2 separate regions of the Homo sapiens genome follow, and region 1 is linked to region 2. The links are chromatin contacts, found by Hi-C in ENCODE. All regions are on one chromosome and are shown on one strand. Each heading gives the region's core, a stretch centred on a gene start or an enhancer-like site at or near the end of the contact. The rest is flanking DNA. Distances are from core to core; before and after follow the strand shown. Region 1 holds the start of MAP3K15 (mitogen-activated protein kinase kinase kinase 15). Region 2 holds the start of RS1 (retinoschisin 1).

Region 1 (5,749 bases), core at 2,791-5,290, 840 kb before region 2:
CAACATAGTGAGACATCATCTCTACAAAAAAAATAAAAAAATGTGGTAGGAGGATTGTTTGAGCACAGGAGGTTGAGGCTGCAATGAGCTGTGATCGCGCCACTGCACTCCTGCCTGGGTGACAAAGCAAGACCCTGCCTCAAAAAAAAAAAAAAAAAAAAAAAATTAAATATATGGAAGAACTTTCCATGATACCTCTACATTAGGACAAAGTTGTTTCCAGGGCATGTACTTAATAAGGGGCAAGGCAAAGGTAAGAACAAGACAGTTGTTCAATTAAACAGAAGAAACGAATCCAGCATTTTGCAATTTTCTTCTCAGTGGGGCTGGGGGGAGGTAGGAAGGACATTGGGGGAAGGGGCCAGGGCATGCTTCAGGTGTGCAAATTGCTACACACAATGAGAAGGTGGGCTGTGTGTCCCAACTTCAGGGAAGGTGCTCGTTAGCTGGGTAAATGCTGCGCTCTCAGCATTTACTCAGCAGGGTTTGTATTTAGAGGAAGCTCTTATTCAAGCCAGAATTCACAGCTCCCGTGGGTCTCACTCCATCAGCAGGGCCCCAGTGAGAGCTGAGAGGAATTCGGGAAGATTGTGATGGGGACAACAGCAAGATGCTGGCAAGGGATTTTAAGTGGGCATCTTTGCCCTTCTGAAGGCTGTGGCAGTCCCTGGAATAATTCCAGATGAACAGGCATATTAGGAAAATTACTATTATTATGCATTACAACGTTACAAAGAATACATGTGTCCTTTTATAGCATCATACAAAAAATGTCTTAGAACAAGGTGTGGAGAGTTTTTCTGAGCTTTCCTGCTTCCCAGCCTGGTCTGTGTGTTCTCACAGATTTCCTCAGAACCCATTTTCCATTCGTTGACCACAGACGAGGATGCACATGGAAGCTGCTTGTGATTTCCGCCAGGGCTGGAACGAGGGCAGGATTTCTTCATGGATTTATACAGATAGTTTCTGCTTTCTTTGGGGGTGGGAGGTGGACTGTATTAGTACTGAAGCATGCAAAGAAGCTGAAATGTTTTATAAGTCCTATCCTGCACGTGTCAAAATGGCTTGTGATGTGCTGCCAAGGACACCCTCAAGAAAGTAAAAAGACAGCTCACAGAATGGAAGAAGATATTTGCAAATCACATATCTGATAAGGAACTTCTATCCACAATATGTAGAGGATTCTTACAACTCAATAATAAAAAGACAAATACTCAATTAAAAAATGGGCAAAGGATTTGAATAGACATCACTCAGAAGTTGTTATACAAATGGCCAATAATTAACACATGACAAGATGCCCAGTGTCATTATCCATCAGGGAAATAGAAATCAAAACCATCATGAAGTACAATTTCACACCTGCTAGGATGGTCATAATCCAAAAACAATAACAAGTGTTGGTGAAGATGCAGGGAAATTGGAACACTGCTGGTTGGTGAGAATGGAAAACGGTGCAGCCACTTTGGAAAACCGTGGAAATTTCTCCAAAGGTTAAACACAGAGGTAAGCCTGGTGTGGTGGCTCACACTTGTAATCCCAGTGCTTTGGGAGGCCGAGGTAGGAGCCAGGAGTTCGAGACCAGCTTGAACAAGATAGTGAGACCCCATCTCTATAAAAACGTTTTCTAAAAAAAACTGTAGAGTTAGCATGTGACCCAGAAATCCTGCTCCGGTATATGCTCAAAAACCTATGTCCACACATTGCATGATTCCATTTGTATGAAATGTCCAGAATAGGCAAATCTACAGAGATGGTAGACTTATGGTTACCTAGAGCTGGGGATGTTGGGAAGGAGGGAGAGTGGTTTCTAATGGGTACTGATTGATTTTTGCACTGGGGCGTGGGGTGATGAAAATGTTGTATAACTCATTATGGCCATAGCTGCACAACGCTGTGGATATACTAAAAACTTTCATTGAATCGTACCCTCTAAATGGGTGAATTGTATGGTATGTGAATGATAGCTCAATAAAGCTGTTATTAAAAAAGAGAAAACCTTTGGGTATAAGCCCAGTAACGGGATTGCTGGGTGGAATGTTATTTCCATTATAAGGTCTTTGAGGAATTGCCACACTGTCTTCCACAATGGTTGAACTAATTTCCACTCCCACTAACAGTGTATAAATGTTTCTTTTCCTCCACAGCCTCGCCACCATCTGTTATTTTTTGACTTTTTAATAATAGCCATTCTGACTGGTGTGAGATGGTATCTAGTTGTGGTTTTGATTTGCATTTCTCTAATGATCAGTGATGTTGAGGCTTTTCTTTCATATGATTGTTGGCCACATGTATGTCTTCTTTTGAAGAGTGTCTGTTCATGTCCTTTGCCCACTTTTTAATGGGGCTGTTTGTTGTTTTCTTGTAAATTTAAGTTATTTATAGATGCTGGATATTAGACCTTTGTCAGATGCATAGTTTGCAAAAATTTTCTCCCATTCTGTAGGTTGTTTGTTCACTCTGTTGACACATACATGTGTATGTTCATTGCAGCACTATTCACAATAGCCAAGACATGAAATCAATCTAAATGCTCATCAATGGTAGATTGAATAAAGAAAATGTGGTACATACACACCATGGAATACTATGCAGCCATAAAAAAGAATGAGATCATGTCCTTTGCAGGAACATGGATGGAGCTGGAGGCCATTATTCTTAGCAAACAAATGCAGAAACAGAAAACCAAATGCCCCATGTTCTTACTCATAAGTGGGAGCTAAATGATGAGAACACATGGACACATGGAGGGGAACAACACACACTGTGGCCTATCAGAGGGTGAAGGGTGGGAGGAAGGAGAGGATCAGGAAAAATAACTAATGGGTACTAGCCTTAATGCCTGGGTGATGAAATAATCTATACAACACACCCCAATGACACAAGTTTACCTGTGTAACAAACCTGCACATATACCCCTGAACTTAAATGAAAAACAACAGATTGTATTCCATAAATATATACAATTATTTGTCAATTAAAAATAAAGTTTAAAAATAATATTGCAATTGAAAAAAGAAAAACCTCCAAGTCTGTGACAGCGTCCGGTGCATTCTATCTTTTAGAAAACAATGACCCAGGTGCGGTGGCTCACGCCTGTAATCCTAGCACTTGGAGAGGCTGAGGCGGGCGGGTCGCTTGAACTCGGGAATTCGACAGCAGCCTGGCCAACATAGTGAAACCCCGTCTCTACTAAAAATACAAAAAAAAAAAAAAAAAAAAAAAAATTAGCCGGACATGGTGAGGTGCGTGCCTGTAATCCCAGCTACTCTGAAGGCTGAGGTGGGAGGATCGCTTGAGCCCCGAGAAGCAGAGGTTGTAGTGAGCCTAGAGCAGAGATCGCGCCACTGCACTCCAGCCTGGGCGATAGCGACAGACTTTGTCTCAAAAAAGATAAAAAATAAGAATAATGGTATTACCCTCAGTGGTAACACTATTTTCTTTTAATATTTGTGTCCAAATTCGTGAAGTGCCTAAGATCCGAGTGAGGGCCCCTTTGAGTTCACGGCATTTTCAAAGGTCAGGCAGGCAGCGTACTTGGAGTCTATCTTCCAGACAAAATTTGTTGCTGGTGCCTCCCTGTGCCTTGTCAAGGTCACGGCGAAAGCCAGGACGAGCTCGCCTCCGGCACAGGGCTCACGGGGGGCCGTGCGCTTGGCAACCAGGGATGAAGCATCCGTTCATCCCAATGCCGGGTGAAAACTATTAATACGTCTGTATTGAGTTGGGAATAGAACATTTCCATCCAACCGATGCTTTGAAAGAGTTTTTACCCTGCTCGAATGCTTCAAGTTGTTTTGAGAAAAAAGAAATTGGAGCTCCTAATGGTGGTCAGGCTAGAGGGATGGCCAAAACAAAAAACAAAAAACAAAACAAAAAAAAAAACAACCCCAATTCCTGTTCCCGTGTTCGGCGTCTCCCGGCTGCGGGCGGGCGCTGCCTGGAGGGGGCAGCAGGGGGCACCCTCCCCGCTCCTGCCCCGCCGCCCTCCCCGGCCCCCTCCCCGCCCCTCGCTCGCCCTGACGTCCCCAGCCCCCGCCTCTTTCTCTCCGGCCTTCAAAGGGCGCTGGGGGCCTTGGGGCCTGAGCGTCAGGCTGCAGCCTAGGGGTACTGCCGTCTTCGGCCCGCCGCGGGGTCCCCGGTGCGCTCCGTTCCCTCGATTCCCGTAGCGTCCCGCGCTTCAGGAGCAGGTGCCGGGACCGCCTGCGCGGCTGCTGTAACTTGTGCCTCCTAGCGGATCGCAGCCGCTGGCCACTCGCCCAGGGGAAGGGCGCGCAGGCGGGCACATGGAGAGCGGCGGTGGGAATGCTCCGGCCGGGGCCCTCGGGGCGGCGAGCGAGTCCCCTCAGTGCCCGCCGCCGCCGGGGGTGGAGGGCGCGGCCGGGCCGGCGGAGCCCGACGGGGCGGCGGAGGGCGCGGCAGGCGGCAGCGGCGAGGGCGAGAGTGGGGGCGGGCCGCGGCGGGCTCTGCGGGCAGTATACGTGCGCAGTGAGAGCTCCCAGGGCGGCGCGGCCGGCGGCCCGGAGGCTGGGGCGCGGCAGTGCCTGCTGCGGGCCTGCGAGGCCGAGGGCGCTCACCTCACCTCCGTGCCCTTCGGGGAGCTGGACTTCGGGGAGACGGCCGTGCTCGACGCCTTCTACGACGCAGGTGAGAGCGGCTTCGTCCCCACCTCAGTCCCAGTTCACCTACCCTCACACGAGCCAGGGCACCCGCCCCGCCCCCTCGCCCTTCTCCCCCGTCCCCCTCCCCCTCGTCCCCCTCCCCTCCCCCTCGTCCCCCTCCCCTCCCCCTCGTCCCCCTCCCCTCCCCCTAGTCCCCCTCCCCTCCCCCAGTCCCCCTCGTCTCTAGTCCCCCTCCCCTTATCCCCCTCCCCTTATCCCCCTCCCCCAGTCCCCCCTCCCGCAGGCCCCCCTCCCCTTAGTCCCCTCTCCCCTTAGTCTCCCTCCCCTTAGTCCACCTCCCCTTCCCCTAGTCCCCTTCCTCTCATCCCCCTCCCCTTAGCCCCCCTCCTATCCTCTCACCCCCTGATCCGTCCAACAGGACCGTCCTGCCTTTGGGGGAGGGTAGAGTCTTTAACATTGTGCCCTTTTACAGATAAGAAAATAGAGGCCACGGGCATTTAGACTCTTTGATTCTTCAGGCATCTTAAACATCAGATAACCCAAGAAACAGCCTGTAACCCAGACCCTACCAAGCCCCCCTTCTCCCAAGTTATCCAACTTTTGCTTTCTCATTCCTGGAAGGTCTCTTACGGCCGTGGGTCCCAACGCAGGCTACATATTAGAATCACCTGGGGAGCTTTTAAAACTCTGGGTGCCCAGATCGGACCCCAGACCAATGACATAAGCACCCGAGGCCTTAGAAGTGTCATGCTTCCCAGGCGATTCCATTTTGCAGCCAGGAGTGGAAATCGGTGTCTTACGTGTGTGTGTGTTGCCTCTACTTAGAAATACCCAGTGTTCTTTTGCACACTTCAATTCTCGTCCCCAAAACACTGACGGTGGAGTGTGAGCCACCACCCTGTGACGTATATTTTATCCCATAATGCACAGCATTCACGGGTTAGGGGGCACCTTTGCTGGAGTGGGACTCTAGGTCTCTAAACTCACTATAATAAATGTGCCTGAGAATCCAGCCTTAAGAAGCGTACTTTGGATTGGCAAGAGTTTCTCTCGGTGTGGAATGAATTGTTGCTTGACGTTTTTTCCCTTACAGCACCTTTGGTGACAAACCTCTGTCACCTGGGTGA
Region 2 (6,259 bases), core at 2,833-5,332:
ATGAATGGCCAAATCAAGACGAACATCCAGATCCCCACCTTAGTGTTCCCTGCACCCACCTGGTTTCTTCCAGAGGCCTTCCCAGGAAGACAGGAGTTGGCTGAAGGGAGTTCCTGCCACAAAATCAGTATCACTTATCAACCTACCGACCTCAGCAGAAGATCCAGAGAAAAGGACAGCTGCTGCCTGCAGACCAAGTTCACCTGGGCGCTTAAAGATGCCCCCCCCCCCCCGCCCAAATGATTGCAGGTGGGTTTTCAAGCTTGAGAATGGTGAGCAATCCTAGGGTGGTGACGAAGATCCACCTGGAAGCCCTGAAGAAGGCAAATGACACTGACGATGAAAAACAAGAATCACCCTTTGTGATGGAGGGTCCCAGCCCGTTACCCAGACTACAGTCCTGCAAGCAAGTCAGGGACCCCGCACCAGGTTGAATACTCTGCTGTTACCGTGTGAAATTCTCAAAAACTTAACAAGGGGCCTGGCATCTTCATTTTGCACTGGGCCCCTCAATCACGTGGCCAGGGCCGCTGCCACCCTGGAAGCCATAGACGGGTGGCCCCGTCTACACGTCTTCGTCCCCCAACCCCTGCAGCCCTAGACTAAGGAGACCTAACGGAAGCCCTGGCATTTGCACCCCCTAGGCCTGTCCTCGGGAGGGGAAGAAGGCTGCGGGAAGGGGCAGGGGAGCGGGTAGAGGTCCACACCCTCGGGCAAAGGGCCCGCTAACCAGCGGCCCGTCCTCCTTGCTCCGGAGGCGAAGCCTTCCACGCCGCCGCAAGCGGCGACGTCCTGACTTCCGACCGGCAAGTGGGCCGGGTGGCCGAGGCTCAGTTTGCCGGTTGGGAAAATGGGAAGGCGCGGGGCCCTCGCGGGCGGAGGAAGCTGCCGGGGGCGCAAAGCCCGAGCAGGGTGCACTTCCGGCCGCCGGGCCGCCCCGCCGGCGCCTCGATTGAGGGAAAGTTTGGGGACAGATGATAGCAGGGAGGTGCTCTCGGCCGGGGTTCCGGCCTCGCCCTGGTCCCAGGGGCCGCGACTGTGGCGGGCAGGGAAGACAAGCCGCCCAAACGCCGGAGCCCGAGACTCGAAGCCGCCGCAAACTCCTCGCCTCGGGGGCGGGGTCACGGTGGAGAGGCGGGGCTCCGGCGGAGGGACCGGAACTGCTGTGAGTCTATGAATAAAGTCCCAACAATATTCTTCCTCGTAGAGGTTCCATAGTGTAGTGGTTATCACGTCTGCTTTACACGCAGAAGGTCCTGGGTTCGAGCCCCAGTGGAACCATAGCCGTAAGGCGGCTGTTTTTGCTTTTATAGGGTTTCGTTGTTTGGGTTAAAAAAAAAAAAGGGTTTGGGTTAAACAAACAAAAAAAACCAAAAAGCGACAACGAAGTGTTTTTCTTTGTCCTTTTTTTCTTTTTAATTTTTTGGCATGTTTTTCTCGCAGAAGTGAAATGACAGATACCCTCTCCTATCCCACAAGGTCACTGCCGCCATAGTCCGACATGAGAAGTAGTGGAGGGCAGGGGCCGGGCGAAGTCCTAGACCCGATCCGGCGCCCCCGATCCGGCCGGGCCCTACCCCACCTCTCCTCCCAGTACGCCTCGGAAAATCGGGCGCTCGGGGAATGCACCTGGCTGCCCTTTGCCTGCAAGCCAGCAAGGGCCGGCCACCCAACCTCCAACTAAAATGTGGCAGGCAATACAGCAGCGCTTTGACTGCAGGTGAATTATTAAAGGTCGGTCATGATTATGACTCTGATTAAAAGTTCTATTTTTCATTAAACTCTGATGTGCAGAGCACGAAAAAAAAAAAACCCCACAGTCCCTTTTAATGCAGCAGTAGAATTTGTGGAATAGAGTTCATACACAGTATAAAATAAATGTCAGGCTTGTAGACATTCAATAAATACTGGTTGAATGAGCAAACGTTTCTCTAGTTTCTTTCTGTTCCTCTTTACTATTTCATTACAGTTTCCTTTGGGGAGTTTATTATTTGTTTAAATATTGGCTTTTTTATCTTTGACAAGAGGAATGAGGGTGTGGGCCATGGTGAGATGGTGGTAGCAAAAAATATAAAATGGGAAGGGGCACTCAGTATTTTTCTCTGCATTTTCAACCTAGTTATGCATCCTTAACAGTGTAGAAATTTGCGTCTTTTTCTAACTTGAGTGTAACTCTTTCCCTGTTATTACAATCACTTCATCAACTTTATTCTTTTTTTTTTTTTTGGAGGCGGAGTCTCACTCTGTCGCCCAGGCTGGAGTGCAGTGTCGTGATCTCAGCTCACTGCAACCTCTGCCTCCCGGGTTCACACCATTCTCCTGCCTCAGCCTCCCGAGTAGCTGGGACTACAGGCGCCTGCCACCTCGCCCGGCTAATTTTTTGTATTTTTAGTTGAGACGGGGTTTCACCGTGTTAGCCAGGATGGTCTCGATCTCCTGACCTCGTGATCCGCCCGCCTCGGCCTCCCAAAGTGCTAGGATTACAGGCTTGAGCCACCGTGCCCGGCCTTTTTTAAAACCACCTTAACCATTTTTTTTTTTTTTTGAGACAGAGTCTGGCTCTGTCACCCAGGCTGGAGTGCAGTGGTACAATCTCGGCTCACTGAAACCTCGGCCTCCTGGGTTCAAGCGATTCTCCTGCCTCAGCCTCCCGAGTAGCTGAGATTATAGGTGCACGCCACCACGCCCGACTAATTTTTGTATTTTTGGTAGAGACGAGGTTTCGCCATGTTGCCCAGGCTGGTCTCGAACTCCTGACCTCAAGTGATCTGCCTGCCTTGGCCTCCCAAAGTGCTGGGATTACAGGTGTGAGCCACCACCTCCAGCCCACCATAATCATTTTTAAGTGTACAGTTCAGTAGTGTTAAGTATATTCACATTGTTGTGAAACAGATCTCGGGAACTTTTTCATCTTGCAAAACTCAACTCTATACCTATTAAACAACTCCCCTTTTCCTCCCATCAACTTTATTCTGAATGGTGATGTAAAAATAATAGCTAATTATGTCTAGCACTGTGCTAAGTATTTTATACATATGATCTCTTGTAAGCCTCAAAATAACTCTCGAAAGTAGGCATTATTATCATCATCTTACAGATGAGAAAGTTTAGGCGCAGAGATATTAATAACTTGCCCTGAGGTCACAATGTAACAAGTGCTAGTGCTGCGATTTGGCACCCAGTCTGGGTTGGCAGTCTGTGCTCTTAAACCTACCAGGCTGCACTCATCTCTTGATTTACTTAACCAGCCCCCTAACCTTGGCCATTTAGATTGTTTCCAATTTGTTGTTGTTAAAAGTAACACAGCAATGCACAGCTTTGTGTTAACTGTCCTCCCACCACCACCAAATTTAGCATTTTCCTGAGTGAATAGGTGTGCACATGATGCCTAGTTGCTTTCAAAGAGGGGAATCCATGACATTTTCATACAATTCGAGAATGTTAGTGCTTATGTGGCAGGAAATTGTTCAAGGTCACCCCCTAAAAAATGATGGCGAAGAAAGGACGAAAACCTGAGACTTCTGGTTGTAGTTCTCTCCCTCCATTGCTTCCCTTACATTAAGATAGAATGAACAGTATGGGCCGGGCGCAGTGGCTGACGCCTGTAATCCCAGCACTTTGGGAGGCCGAGGTGGGTGGATCACCTGAGGTCAGGAGTCCGAGACCAGCCTGACTGACATGACGAAACCCCATCTCTACTAAAAATACAAAAATTAGCTGGGCGTGGTGGCGTGAGCCTATAATCCCAGCTACTCGGAAGGCTGAGGCAGGAGACTAGATTGAACCCGGGAGGCAGAGGTTGCAGTGAGCCGAGATGGCGCCATTGCACTCCAGCCTGGGTGACAAGAGCGAAACTCCATCTCAAAAAAAAAAAAAAAAAAAAAAAAAAGAACGAAAAGTATCTTCCTCGCGAACTGAATCTCAGTTGATGCTAGTATCTTCCATGAGACTTCCTTGTTGAGGCAGGTAACTCTGTGGGTTAACTTGATGGGGCTCAGCCAAAGACCTAAGAACTAAATGGATTAAGATGCTTAATGAGGCCAGGGCTCAACTTAATCCCCTGCTCCTGGGCCAGCTCTCCAGTTCAGTAAGGTAGAGCTTTGGCCGAGGACGAGGGGAAGATGTCACGCAAGATAGAAGGCTTTTTGTTATTACTTCTCTTTGGCTATGAAGGTATGTGCTATTCAACCATTGACATTCATTGCATACTTAATACATAATTTAATTAATATCGTTGATAAATAGGAATATAGCCTGAATAATATAAATATTATTAATTAGCAACACGTTAATTAACTAACATGTGTTATTAATGAACAACAGTTGTCTTTGTGTGGATGGCTTTCCAGTTCTGTGAGGAGCCTTCTAAAGTTCAAAGGATGCTTAAAATCCAACAGAAAACAGGATGGGTCTCAGAAATCTATAAAATAGCCATAAGTTGCAACAATTAATGAGAAAGTATGGCATATTCTGGAAAACTTTTAGGAGTCAAAGTGGGAGTGATTGTAGAATTTAATATTCCAAACCGGAATGCTATTGACGGTGGAGGACGATGCTATTAATAATTCTGTTGGGACGACAGGTGTAACCCAGGACCATCCAGGGCAAATTGGGGTGTAAGGTCAACCTAGTTTAAATATGGATTAACGTAACATACCCAGTACCACTGGAATCTAATAAAAAACATAATCCAACTGAGAGTCAGGAAACCTCGGAGACTCAGTACACTCACTCATTTTAAAATTTCTAAATATGACCCTAGCAGAAGTGATATGCTTCAATTAGGAAAAAATAAGGGCAAATCTGTAAAATGTCATCCAGTTCCAATTCCCTCTCAATCTTTGAAATAATATTCTTTCATGCCTCTCTCAATTCTCAAGTACCCATCTGCTCAGAATTTCTCCTCAGGTTCATCCAGATGTTAGAAATTGGTTGCCTGTCTTCTTTGTGGACATCGTGTATTTGTGTGTTATAGAAAATAAATTAAAAAGCAGGGAGAAGGAGGTCTCTGTGCTCTGCAAATGACCTGGTAGACAGACACAGCGAAACTCACACAAGTAGAATCAGAATTCTTGGTTTCACGGCTCACTGTAGCCTCAACCTCCCAGGCTCAAGCCATCCTCCTGCCTCAGCCTCCCTAGTAGCTGGGACTACAGGCACGCACCACCACATCCGGCTAATTTATTGTATTTCTTGTAGAGAGGGGTTTTCACCATGTTTCCCAGGCTGATGACTTTTGTTACTTAGTCACATTTCTCAGTATTTGGAAAGACTGGTGACAATATAATTCCAAGGTCATTCTGCAAACCCCAAGGTATATTTCTAAGTAGGGATCATGTAAACCAGTTGTCTGTTAGGATTTTTTCCCCTTGCAATTAATAGTCTGCAACTTGTCCCAGTAACTCTGACTACTTTAAGATGCTTTGGGGTTTTGTTGTTTTTCCTTTTACTCCTTGCCCCCTCCTCTTTCCTCAGCAAGAAAATCTAAGCAGACTCTTTCAAGGCTTAGATCTAAATACTCCTGGTTGTCAGACACTCCCAGGGCTCACTCTCGGATTTCTCTTCTTTGTGATTGGCATGGAGATTCATTCATTCATTCCTTGGTCCCTTCTTTTAAGAGCTCATCCCTGACTATCTGCTAGGGGGCAAACATTGTGTATGACGGCGGGGCGCGGTGGCTCATGACTGTAATCCCAGCACTTTGGGAGGCTGAGGCGGGTCTATCACCTGAGGTCAGGAGTTTGAGACCAGCCTGCCCAACCTGGTGAAACCCCGTCTCTACAAAAATACAAAAAGTATCTGGGCATGATGGCAGGTGCCTCTAATCCCAGCTACTCGGGGGAGGCTGAAGCGGGAGAATCGTCTGATTGCTGGAGAGGGAGGTTGCAGTGAGCTGAGATCATGCCATTGCACTCCAGCCTGGGTGACTGAGCGAGACTCAGTCTCAAAAAAAAAAAAAAAAAAAAGGACTTGACATGCAGGGCATCCTTGTTTCTTCCACAGTGCTGAGTCTAACAACCCTGTTCTGTGACCTCCCCACCCCCGCGATGCGAAGAAGTCCTAGAAATGTTTACCAAAGCATTTTAAAATTAGACCTGCCCAGTTAGTGGATATCAGCAATAAAAGACAGGCTGTCAGGAGGCATGAAGGATAGCACTCTTTCGTGTTCTAAAGTTTACCAATCTTTGTGCATGGCTGGGGAGCTCCAGAAATGTCCACGAAGAGCAGAGAACATCGTCTCTCCAGGTGCCCTGCAACG

What was found. Hi-C counts contacts between places; a loop is a spot of excess contacts on that map. Pooled maps may share reads with other maps.
Region 1: a loop to region 2 is called in a map of naive thymus-derived CD4-positive, alpha-beta T cell, with 6 times the contacts of the local background. The contact joins the promoter of MAP3K15 here to the promoter of RS1 in region 2. A Hi-C loop is called at or near these places in 1 of 168 maps with a recorded cell type or tissue (naive thymus-derived CD4-positive, alpha-beta T cell) and 1 of 50 pooled maps.

Annotation. Positions count from the first base shown.
Region 1 is chrX:19,513,799-19,519,547 of GRCh38, reverse strand. It overlaps MAP3K15 (mitogen-activated protein kinase kinase kinase 15), which reads left to right and starts at 4,040. Exons shown (of 29, transcript NM_001001671.4): 1 at 4,040-4,647. The coding sequence starts at 4,287.
Region 2 is chrX:18,669,931-18,676,189 of GRCh38, reverse strand. RS1 (retinoschisin 1) reads left to right here and starts at 4,082. Exons shown (of 6, transcript NM_000330.4): 1 at 4,082-4,173. The coding sequence starts at 4,122. It overlaps TRV-TAC1-2 (tRNA-Val (anticodon TAC) 1-2), which reads left to right and starts at 1,209; the gene lies at 1,209-1,281. It also overlaps a transcript of PPEF1 not described here. RefSeq lists a silencer at 1,098-1,284.